3 separate regions of the Homo sapiens genome follow, and all the other regions are linked to region 1. The links are chromatin contacts, found by Hi-C in ENCODE. All regions are on one chromosome and are shown on one strand. The core of a region is the stretch at or near the end of the contact, and the rest is flanking DNA. Distances in the headings are between cores, read along the strand shown.

Region 1 (3,708 bases), core at 648-3,147:
AGGTGGTTAGGGAGCCTTTTCAGCCTTCTATTAAGAATAGAGTGAAGTTACACAAAAAAAGATTGAGAAGACTACATAAAAGTAAAATTATCTATGCCTCTGAAAACTACACATTTAGGAAGCAAAAACCAGGAAAAGTATTTGCAATGTATGTGACAGAATGGAAGATCAGTATCTTGACATATAACTTACAATCATTAAGATAATTATCTTTAAAACATTGATAAATACTGGTTAGGGTATAAAAAAAACAAGAATTCTCACATAATGTCAGTGGCAATATAAATGGGTATTGTGTTTCTTGCAATGCACCAAGAGAGTTAAAAGCGATCATGCCTTTCAAACCAGTAAATCTATTTTTGGAAATCTATTATAAATAATCAGAGATGGTAAAAAATATATGTGTGCAAAAGTATTCTTTTCATTTAATGAAGGGATAAACTTTAAGAAATCTATCAATGTGCTTTCCTCCTACACATTTCCTTGACTGAATGGCCCTAAAAACTAGTAGTATGAATTTTCTACTAGAAGGCAGAAATGGGAAATTGAAGGAAAGGTGTCAGCTCTATGTAAATCTGAAGAGTACATTTTATCAAACTCGGTCTCATGGATTGCAAATCCTAATACACACATTGTTGTGAATACTGGAGATAACAACAACAATAATTATATGTCTACAATTGCCAGGAACTAAGAACCTGTTGTGCTATTTATGGTGACCACCATCCTCCATGAAGCACGTGCTATTATAACCTTCATTTTGCTCACGTGGAAACTGTGATACAGGAAGAAGCAGTAAATTGCCAAGGTTCTTGGGGTTCCTCAAAGAGGGCACTGGCGTTCAGATCACCGGTCTATCATACACAAGATTATACGCTGGTTTACAGAACGTTTTCCTGCCTCCAGTGCAAGAATGAAATAAAAGACAAACTGGGTAGAGTGTAAAACAGCCAGCAAAACTTTTTTCAAAATGGTAATAATTTAATGCTCACAATAAAGTGCTAAGTGGAAGGGTGAGGGGGAAGCCACGTTGTTTCATCCAGTATCATCCAAACATTATTTAAAAATACACCGTATTTACAAAGATAAACATCTGGAAGAAATAAGGTACTTGTTCATGTATTCAAAACTGTATGTTAAGAACACTCCTCTACACTCTTGTCAGTTTGCCGAAAAGGCAATGGTGAGCAAAAACAAAGCAGAACAATCACAGTTTCTGTTCTTAGAAAGGTTACATGATCACATTTACCAATGAGATAGGGGGTCAGGGGTTATTTTTGCTTTCCATTTCAGTTATTAAGTATTTTTTCGACGCTTCTAGACTGTGTATTGTTTTAGAATGGGAAATGAATAAAAATTTTCAAGCATTTTTCAAATGATTTTTAGGACACGGTAACTCACACTGAAAATCTGAGTTTAAAAAAGATGAACTAACGATGGAATATGAACTCGTGTTTAAAATGCACCTTTGGGAATGAAAAACTCTAAGGAAACAACAAATATTATCAGTGGTCATTGCTGGGTGATGGGACTGAGGGTAAGACTGGCTTTCTTTATTACACTGTATTTGTCCTCCAAATTTTCTACAGTGAGGTTGAGTCACTTCCATAATAAAAGAGTGCGTGCATTTATCAATATAAAACCAGGTCCACAAAGCCCAGTACAACCTGGGGACAGTGAATGACAAGACCATTGAGAGAAGTCAAAATACAAGTTACTAAGGAACCTAGGCATCATCTCAAGAGGAATGCCAATTTCAAAAGCAAAAAGATTTTGTTCATCAGCTCTGAGTTTTCTTAAGAGACACTACCCGCTCCGCTTCACCCCCTAAAAAACAGGCAGCCCCAGCAGCAGGACTTGGCAGGTTTAAGAACCAACCTCTTCTCTCAAAAAAGATTCCGCGGCATTTTTTTCAAGCAAGAAGGGCGGGGGGAGAGGCGAGTTGGGCGTATCCATGGAGCAATATTGCCACCTGCAGGCCACAAGAATGAAGCGCCACCAACCGCGGAAGAAAATTCATCCTTTCTACTGCTTCTCGGCAAAGAGCCGGTAGAGCTAACCTGAGGAAGCTACGCAGAATGAAGATGAGGACCAGAGAATAGACTAGTACCGGTCAGACAGGCCCCGACGAACCGGCCGTACAAGGCAGCCTCCCATAGTCCCGCCCTCGGAACCATAGCAACCCAGCAGGAAGTTCCTGCGCCACCGGAAAAAGCAGCTCTCGGGGCGGGGCTGGCCTAGGATTGACGGGCTCTGGGCCTGCGCATCGGAGTCCGGGGAGGTAGGCGCTAGTCTCCTCAGGGTCAGCCGCAGGACTCCTTCCCTGCTATTGAGAGTTGATGGCTCAGGCTCGCGACCGCTGAAGGCCAGGCTCTACTGCATGGCTGCACCAGCCGCCTCACGTTCGAGACCTGTGCCAATCCCATGGACACTCTCCCAGCCAGCCCCTGGACACGCTTCTCATGTGACGCACGCCCTGTCCTCCTCTCAGCCCTCACAGCACGGATCCTCCCCGGCGACCTCAGCGCCCCCGGGGCTGACCAGGCCGCGGCCGGCTCTCCTCCGTCTTGAGGGGGCCTCCTCCTCCCCACCTAAGTCTCCTCCGCGCGCGGTAATGCTCTGGGCCTCAGGAAAGACCGCGCCCCTTCACGATGTCTATTTCTTGCATCCCGCACTCTCATCATGGGCAGCACCCCATCCAGTCCTAACAGCTCCCTCTCTCCAATGTCCCAGCATCCACAGCCTTCAGCCTCAAGGAGGCCTGTCCACTGACCCCAACCGCGTTCCTCACCATTCACCTTCCTTACCCAGCTTACTCAAAGCTATTAACTCTCGCTCCTCAAACGCATCTCTTCATTTTCCTTCCTCCCTACTCGCCTGGCAACCCCCTGCCTTCCCCCGCCCCCCTGTAACCAAGTAGACAAACAATGTGCACCCTCCACAAGTGTACCTTCTCTCTCCTCTCCCTACAATAGCCCCCACAAGGACTAGCACCAACTCTTCTCATGATATTCCTTGATATTCCCCTGAAAAAACAGGAGCGATTGGAGAGAAACTCTCACCACTTCCCAACAGCAGTGGGCCTGCACTTGTAATCTCAGCTGCCCCACTGGAGGAAGTGACAGGATCCTACTTGAGGCCGGGCCTTCACCTGAATCCCATGCCCTCTACCTTCTCAAGGTAGAGACTTTTGTAGTGATTATCCCTTATTCCTGAATTGTCACATTCTTTCTTTATTCTGGATTCTTCTGTCATCTATAAACATGCTCTTGTTTCTGACATTTTATACAAAATGTAATAAAACAGAAATCAGTTCCTTATCCCATATTTCTCCAAGGTAATGACACATTTCCCTGATGCTCCAAGCAGCAAATCTGTCTTCCCTTGTTCTATAATCATTATCATTACAAACCTCTTCAATGCAGCTTCTACCTGCTCACCTCTCAACAGAAAAATGCTTTTGTTAAAGGCACCGATGGCCTTCATATTGCCTAACACTATGATCACGTCCTCATCCTTTTACACTATATGTCCAGATGCCTTCAGTACATCTGACACCTCCCTCCTTCTCAAAGCTACTCTCCTCCCTCCTTCTTTATTTCCCTCCCTGTCTTCTCTCCTCTTTGCCCTGCCTTGTTTTTCTTCTTAATCATAAAATTATTTTATTGATATTTTAAGTGGCATAAATACAATAAATTTGAGGGAGAA
Region 2 (3,708 bases), core at 650-3,149, 2.9 Mb after region 1:
TTAAATTGTAAAGCCGTGACAACATACATATATGAGAACTTGTCTGAAAAAATGTCACTATCTGCTATCCCAAGATATAAAAGTCATATAAGTACTCCATTACCAGGCATGAAGATAAAAAAATGTAATACAAGAACTCTAAGTAAAGCCAAGCTGTGCATTTCATTTCTAGAAATAATTTTCATAACCTTAAATGATCCTTGAAAATAAAGAATATGAGGAATTTAATAGCTAAGTTTTCAAAATCTACCTAATTAGTTTCATTGTTTTGACTCCATGAAGTTACAATTCCAGGGTAAGTGATTTTTAACTCCTTCAATAAGATCGTAAGACATGTGTGTCTGCCAGTGTCTACTCTTAAGTTCTTATGCCAGTGGTGTAGCGACACTGAAGAGATATTTCTTGTATGCTGAATGTGGTTAGGCACTTACTGTTGCTATACCAGCTAATATTATGACATAGTTACTCCACTAGATTGTCACCATGAGATTGTGGCTGATTACTTCCTTGAAACATTCTTTTCTCAAAATTGTTTTCAATGATTGGTAAGATTACATCTTCAGTTTCAAGTTCCTTGTCAATAAGTAATCAGATTGCAGCGTTTGACATAGTTTTCACAGCACTCTATTATTAACCAGACATTTGCTTAGAGACTTACTTTTGAGTTTTTGGTACTCCTAAGAATGGCTGAGTTTACTCATTTTTATAATTTCATTACTCTTTAATCAATTCTCATCTCTAGGAGACTGAGTACTAGGAGACTCTAGGAGACTGAGTACTGAGTACAAAATGCCAAATAAAAAATCACGTAGAAAACTGCTCCTATATTACACTCCATTATGAAATGATTGATTATATATAAAGAAAAAATGACCGGGTGTAAATATTATTTTATTTCACAATGTTTATTGAGCATCCACTAAGTGCTAGGCACTCCTCCAGGTGCCAGGATAAAAGAGTGAAACAAACACATGCCACAGCTCTGCCTTCATTAGGGAGCATGGTGATGTTTGTCTTTGATCATGGTATTTTGAGTATTTGAGTATTTTGCGCTCAAGTTTTACTGAAACTTTCAACAGCTTACAATACGTTTGCATTGTTTTTAAAACAGAGTAATACTATGAAAATGATTTTTCAAAGTGTGAAGCTGAGTTTAAAAAGCGGAATGTTCATGAAACAATGTTAATCTCATTTTTTAAAATGCAACTTTACGAATGAAAAACATCTAAGGAAATTTATCACAGAATATGATTAATGGTCACGGCTGGGTGATCGGACTGTGGATAAGATTGGTTTCCTTTATTACGCTTTAACAGTCTAACCAAGTTTTCTACCATGAGATTCAGAGACGTTTGTAATGAAAGAATACATTGATAAAGGTCCATAGAACCCCAGTAACACGTGGAGAAAGATGACAAAACCAATCAGAGAAACAGAAATACCAGTTGCTAGGGTACCTAGCAGCCTCACCGAGGAAATGCCAATTTGAAAAACAGAATGCTATTGTCCACTGACTGAGTTTTCGCGAGGGACCACATCCCCACCTCACCCCCGCCTCCAGGGCTTGTAAGGCACTGACAACCAAAGAACCAGCATGTTCTTTCGGAGAAGGCTTCGCGGGATTTTTTTTCAAGCACGAAGGGCGGGGCACGAGGCAAGCAGGGCCGCGCCACCGGCCAACACTGTCACCTGCAGGTCATGAGAGCCGAGCGCCACCAACCCCGGAAGAAAATACATATCCGCTGCGTTTCCGCCCTGAGCCCCGAGATCTTGGCTGAGAAAGCAAAGCGTGATGACCGTGGGGACCAGAGCTCGGACTGGTACCGGCCGGAAAGGCCCCGACGAACTTACCGTACAGGGCAGCCTCCCATAGTCCTGCCCTCGGAACCATAGCAACCGCGCAGGAAGTTCCTGCGCCGCCGGAAAAACGCAGCCCGGAGGGCGGGGCTGGCCAAGGATTGACGGGCTCTGGGCCTGCGCATCGGAGCCCGGGGAGGTCGGCTCCTGTTTCCTCTGGGTCCGCCGCAGGCTCCCTTCCCTGCAGTTGGGAGCTGACGCCTGAGGGACGATCCGCTGAGGGTCAGGCTCTGCTGCGCGACTGCCCGAGCCGCCCCATGTTCGAGACCTGTGCCAATCCCATGGACATTCTCCTCCCACCCAGCCAGCCTCTGAACACGCTTCTCACGTGGCACACGCCCTGTCCTCGCAGCCCTCACACCGCTGATCCTCCTCGGCGACCTCAGCGCCCCCGGGGCTGACCAGGCCGTGGCCGGCGCCTCTCCGTCCTCGGGGGGGTCTCCTTCCCCCCACTTAAGTCTCTTCTGCCCGCGGTCATGCCCTGGGCCTCAGGAAAGACCGCGCCCCTCCACGATGTCCATTTCTTGCATCCCCCATTCTCATAACGGGCAGCACCCGATCGTGTCCTAACAGCTACCTCTTCCAGTGCCCCAGCATCCACAGCCTTTAGCCTCAAGGAGGCCTCCTCTCCACTAACCACAACCGCGTTCCTCACCATTCACCTTCCTTAGCCAGCTTACCCAAAGCTATTAACTCTCTCCTCCCTACTCTCCTGGCAGTCCCCCCGCCGCCAAGTAGACAAACAATGTACACCCTCCACAAGTGTACCTTCTCTGTCTAGTCTACTTACAAGATCCCTCCACAAGCACCAGCACCCAATTTTCTCATGATATTCACTGATATTCCCTTGAGAAAATAGAAGCAATCAGAGAAGAATTCACACCACTTCCCAACAGCAGTAGACCTGCACTTATAATCTTGGCTGCTTCCCTGGAGGAAGAGACAGGATCCTACTTGAGACCAGGCCCTTCACCTGGATCCTATGCCTTCCACCTTCTTAAGGGATCATCCTTTGCAGTTATGCTTTCTCCTGAATTATCATGTTCCTCTATCTGTATTTATTATCTAAAAAGTTGGCAAAGGGAGTGCTAGAGTTTAGGCTGATCCTGGTTCTTGCTGTTAAGTAGGTGATCTCACAGGGGGCTGCATTCCCTGAGGATGGAAGGGAAGATGTGGAAAGTGGCTGATTCAAGAACTAAAGATCATGCCATAAAGGAAGCCTAACCCAGCTAGGGGCTAGGTGACCCTGCAGCCGAGGCTGTGGAGTAGACAGCCCTGGACAGGGGACTTTTAGACTGCCATGTTTGTCGCTGCATTGTGCAATTTTAACAAGAATCCTGCTAAGTCAGTTTAGTTAGAATTTCCCATCATCAATATCTCAGTTAGGTTCCTCATCCCCCAGGTGATGTCTAGTCACCCTGGCCCACCTTCACCAACAATCCTGTTAGTTCAATTTAGCCACAATACCCCCTTACCCGTGGTGTTTCCTCTTAGTAATTTTCCGTCCATTGCTCCCCACCCTGCTCCTTGGCTATAAATTTCCACTTTTCGTTGTTGTATTTGGAGTGGAACCCAGTTTCTCTCCCTTCACTGCAAAACCCCATAGCAGTGGTCCCTACACCTATCTTGATGGTCCTGAATGAAGTCTGCCTTACCGTTCTTTAACAAATGCCATGAATAATTTTTTTTCCTTAACACCCTTCACTTGGATCCCATGCCCTTCCACATTCTCAAGGAACAAGCTTTTGTAATGATCATTCCTTTTACTTGAATCACCATGTTCTCCATGTCTATCGGATCATGCTATCGTCTACAAAGTGGGCAAATAGATGGTTAGAAATGAGGGATTTT
Region 3 (3,708 bases), core at 352-2,851, 2.1 Mb before region 1:
TCTTCTCTTTCACACAAACTTGTGAATAAGAGTGCAAATCAATACTTTAAATACACTCTCGGTTTGCATTTGGCTAGAAAAAACTATGAAGATAATAAAAATGGGACCTGCGTTTATAATATAATTATCATGAATAATGGCAAAAGGAAATTAAATGAAGTGAACCATCAGCCTTCATGAAATCACTGTCTGTCTGGTAGTCTTGCTGGGTGTCTTCCAGCCTCAGATTTAGCCTACCTTTTATGTGATGACACAATGACCATTTAGAAAATGGGCAGTGATGCCAATGATTATCAGACATCATTTACTGTGGACCAATATAATTGGGAACACCACTTCTTTTTCTCCTGATTTGGTTTTCCTGCCATGAGAGTACACAATGACATTTAGAGCAGCTTCATGCAACCATACTAAAGTGAAAAATTAGTCATTTTGAACATCTTGGCAGTGGAACTGTATAATTACTTCTGTCAAGTGTTTGTGTTTTGTCTGCATTGTACATATTTTTTCTTTCCTATGAGTGATTGGAGGAGTGGAGGGGGAAAATAAAGGACTTTTAAAGTCTATAAACATTATCATAAAAAAATTTCAGGGGGCAACTGCTAAAGATAAGTGGAGTCTTAGGAATGTTAGGGGTTCTTTTATAGGCAGGGGCTTAATTAGGCAGCTAAAGTTCTGTTCCATAACCTTGCGGTAGAAAATGACTTATGGCTAATTTTGAGGGGTGGGCTTGGCTTGGCAGTGGCTATTTCTGGTCAGGCTCTTCCCTTTTATAATTATGAAATTTCCTTCCCCTGATTTCCTAGAACATTTGCTTATTGTCAGGATAATTCATCTGACATTTACTAAATCTGGCCTTGTAGAGTTAATTACCTTTTCCTATTCCTAGATTACCTACATTGCAAGCCTAGAAGGTTATCTATCTCTTTTTCATTGCATCCACCACAATACTGGGCACACAGGTGGGCTCAAGACACAAGGTTTTGGAATTTTTAGGGCAGAAAACATAATTCAGAAATCACAGCGTCATGGGATCTGTAAAAATGACCAAAAAACTTGGTTAGCTATCTGAGTGGGCAGGCTTCTTTCCCAGAGCAGTAATTGTCACACTTTGGCGTGCATCAGAATCACCTGGAGGGCTTCAGTTTCTCATTCTACGGGTCTGGAGTGGGGACTGAGAATTTGCCTGGTACTGTGTATTACATGCATTATCTCAATTCACGCACAGCCTTATGAAATGCCTACCACTTTAATTATAAATGACTCGCTGGAGCGCAGAGGCCACGTGACTGGTGGGGGTGCTTGGCAGCACTGGCCACTTCCATCGTCTTGGGGGTGGGGGTGGCGGGGCGCGCGCGTGTGTGTGTGTGGTGATTAGCATGCCTTTTATTTCTTTCAGGGTCTGGAGATAGAAGAGAAATTCCCTGAGAAAAAGAAAAGTAGAAAGGTATTTACTCTGATCTTCTGGCCCCATCTGGTGGTTTTAAGTCTGACTAAAAAAAAAAAAAAAAAAAGCGCTGATTCGTGATCTCCCCCTGCTGGTGAGAATGGTGGGGTCAATCCGGCCGCCTCTCGTACCAGTTGTTCTGAGGTGCATTTCTGTGGAAGCATTTCCGTCATTCTGAGACAGTTGGGCTGAGGCGGTTGGTCGCCTCTCTCTCTCTCTCTCTCTGTTCCTCATCTACATTTTGATTGGTTTATTTTTGTATTGTTTTCTTTCAGTTTCCGATAGGTGGAGAACATTCTGCTAATAGCTTTTCTTCCAGTCCATTTGTGGCTTGTTAAAGGTACAACATGTATTGTCAGTCGTGACGAGAGCTTTTTGCCTTATATATTGATTATATATTATAAATATAGAAGTATATCCTGTGTCAGGCTGGAGATGTGGGAGGAAAACTGGCTGAGGGAACTAGCCTTTAATTAGTTTATTTCCTCCCTGTCAAACCAACAAACTTTTCTGGAACATCTGAAAAAATAACCTTTAAAAAGTACTTCAGGCTGACCGTGGTGGCTCACGCCTGTAATCCCAGCACTTTGGGAGGCCGGGGCGGGCAGATCACCTGAGCTCAGGAATTCGAGACCAGCTTGACCACCATGGCGAAACCCCGTCTCTACTAAAAAGACAAAAATTAGCCGGGCGTGGTAGCGCGCGCCTGTAGTCCCAGCTACTCGGGAGGCTGAGGCGGAAGAATCGCTTGAAACTGGGAGGCAGAGTTGCAGTGAGCCAAGATGGTGCCACTGCACTCCATCCTGGGTGACAGAGCAAGACTCTGTCTCAAAAGAAAAAAAAAACTTAAATATACAGTTACTTGGTGACAAAATGTTTATCCTGCCCTGCAGATAGTGTATCAGTGAATGAATGTATTAAACATTACAGCTGGGTGCAGTGGCTGCGGCAGGAGGATGGCTTGAACTGGGAGGCAAAGGTTGCAGTGAGCCAAGATGGCGCCACTGCACTCCAGCCTGGGCGACAGAGTAAGACTCTTGTCTCAAAAGAAAAAGAATTAAATAGCCAGGCGCAGTGGCTCACGCCTGTAATCCCAGCACTTTGGGAGGCTGAGGCAGGCGGATCACGAGGTCAAGAGATCGAGACCATCCTGGCCAACATGGTGAAACCCCGTCTCTATTAACAATACAAAAATTAGCTGGGCATGGTGGCATGCGTCTGTAGCTACTTGGGAGGCTAAGGCAGGAGAATCACTTGAGTCCAGGAGGCAGAGGTTGTAGTGAGACGAGATCGTGCCACTGCACTCCAGCCTGAACGACAGAGTGAGACTCTTGTCTCAAAAGAAAAAAAAATTAAATAGCTGGGCACGGTAGCTCACGCCTGTAGTGCCAGCACTTTGGGAGGCTGAGGCAGGCGGATCACGAGATCAAAAGATCGAGACCATCCTGGCCAACAAGGTGAAACCCCGTCTCTACTAAAAATGCAAAAACTAGCGGGACATGGTGGCATGCGTCTATAGCTACTTGGGAGGCTGAGGCAGGAAAATCACTTGAGCCCGGGAGACAGAGGTTGCAGTGAGCCGGGATGGCGCCACTGCACTCCAGCCTGGCGACAGAGCGAGATTCCATCTCAAAATAAATAAATAAATAAATAAATAAAATATACTATTACTTGGTAACAGCTGGGCGCTGCGGCTCACTCCTGTAATACCAGCACCTTCGGAGGCTGAGGCGGGAAGAAAGCTTGAGGGCAGGACTTTGAGACCAGCCTGGGCAACATAGCAAAACTTCCGTCTCTACCAAAAAATAAATGAAATAAAATAAAATTAGCAGTGTGTTGTGGTGCCCGCCTGTAGTCCCAGTTACTCGGGAGGCTGAGGTGGGAGGATCACTTGAGCCTGGGAGTGGGAGGTTGCAGTGAGCCGAGATCATGCCACTGCACTCCAGCCAGGACGACAGAGCAAGACTGTCTCAAAAGAAAAAATAATAAAAATGAAATATAGTATTACTTTATGACAGCTGGGCACGGTGGCTCACTCTTGTAATTCCAGCACTTTGAGAGGCTGAGGTGGGAGTATTGCTTGAAGGCAAGAGTCTGAGTTTGAGACCAGCCTGGGCAACAGAGCAAAACCTCCATTTCTACCAAAAGAAAAAAAAAATTAGCTGGGTGTGGTGGCGCGTGCCTGTAGTCCCAGTTACTCCGGAGGCTGAGGTGGGAGGATCGCTTGAGCATGGGAGGTTGATGCTGTAATGAGGAGTGAT

Evidence for each region. Hi-C counts contacts between places; a loop is a spot of excess contacts on that map. Pooled maps may share reads with other maps.
Region 2: a map of B cell shows a loop between it and region 1 (18-fold over the local background). The contact joins the promoter of VCF2 here to the enhancer-like site in region 1. A Hi-C loop is called at or near these places in 3 of 168 maps with a recorded cell type or tissue (B cell, CD8-positive, alpha-beta T cell and naive thymus-derived CD4-positive, alpha-beta T cell), 3 of 37 single-sample maps with no recorded cell type and 10 of 50 pooled maps.
Region 3: a loop to region 1 is called in a map with no recorded cell type, with 18 times the contacts of the local background. The contact joins the promoter of CCNB3 here to the enhancer-like site in region 1. A Hi-C loop is called at or near these places in 2 of 37 single-sample maps with no recorded cell type and 12 of 50 pooled maps.

Annotation. Positions count from the first base shown.
Region 1 is chrX:52,259,679-52,263,386 of GRCh38, forward strand. The region is part of intron 1 of LOC105377209 (a long non-coding RNA gene); the gene reads right to left. Among named protein-coding and RNA genes, the nearest start is that of SNORA11D, 71 kb to the left of the region's middle. RefSeq lists enhancers at 1,826-2,185, 1,998-2,499, 2,500-2,999 and a silencer at 1,872-2,130. Within about 2 kb of position 1,898, at least 38 of the 41 ENCODE cell types and tissues checked have a DNase peak (open chromatin) inside an H3K27ac peak, as active enhancers do; they include B cell and CD8-positive, alpha-beta T cell, where a contact is called at or near this core.
Region 2 is chrX:55,159,286-55,162,993 of GRCh38, forward strand. It overlaps VCF2 (VCP nuclear cofactor family member 2), which reads right to left and starts at 1,900. Exons shown (of 3, transcript NM_001166701.4): 1 at 1,852-1,900. The coding sequence starts at 1,871. RefSeq lists enhancers at 1,563-1,862, 1,688-2,188, 2,189-2,689.
Region 3 is chrX:50,203,164-50,206,871 of GRCh38, forward strand. It overlaps CCNB3 (cyclin B3), which reads left to right and starts at 1,602. Exons shown (of 13, transcript NM_033031.3): 1 at 1,602-1,787.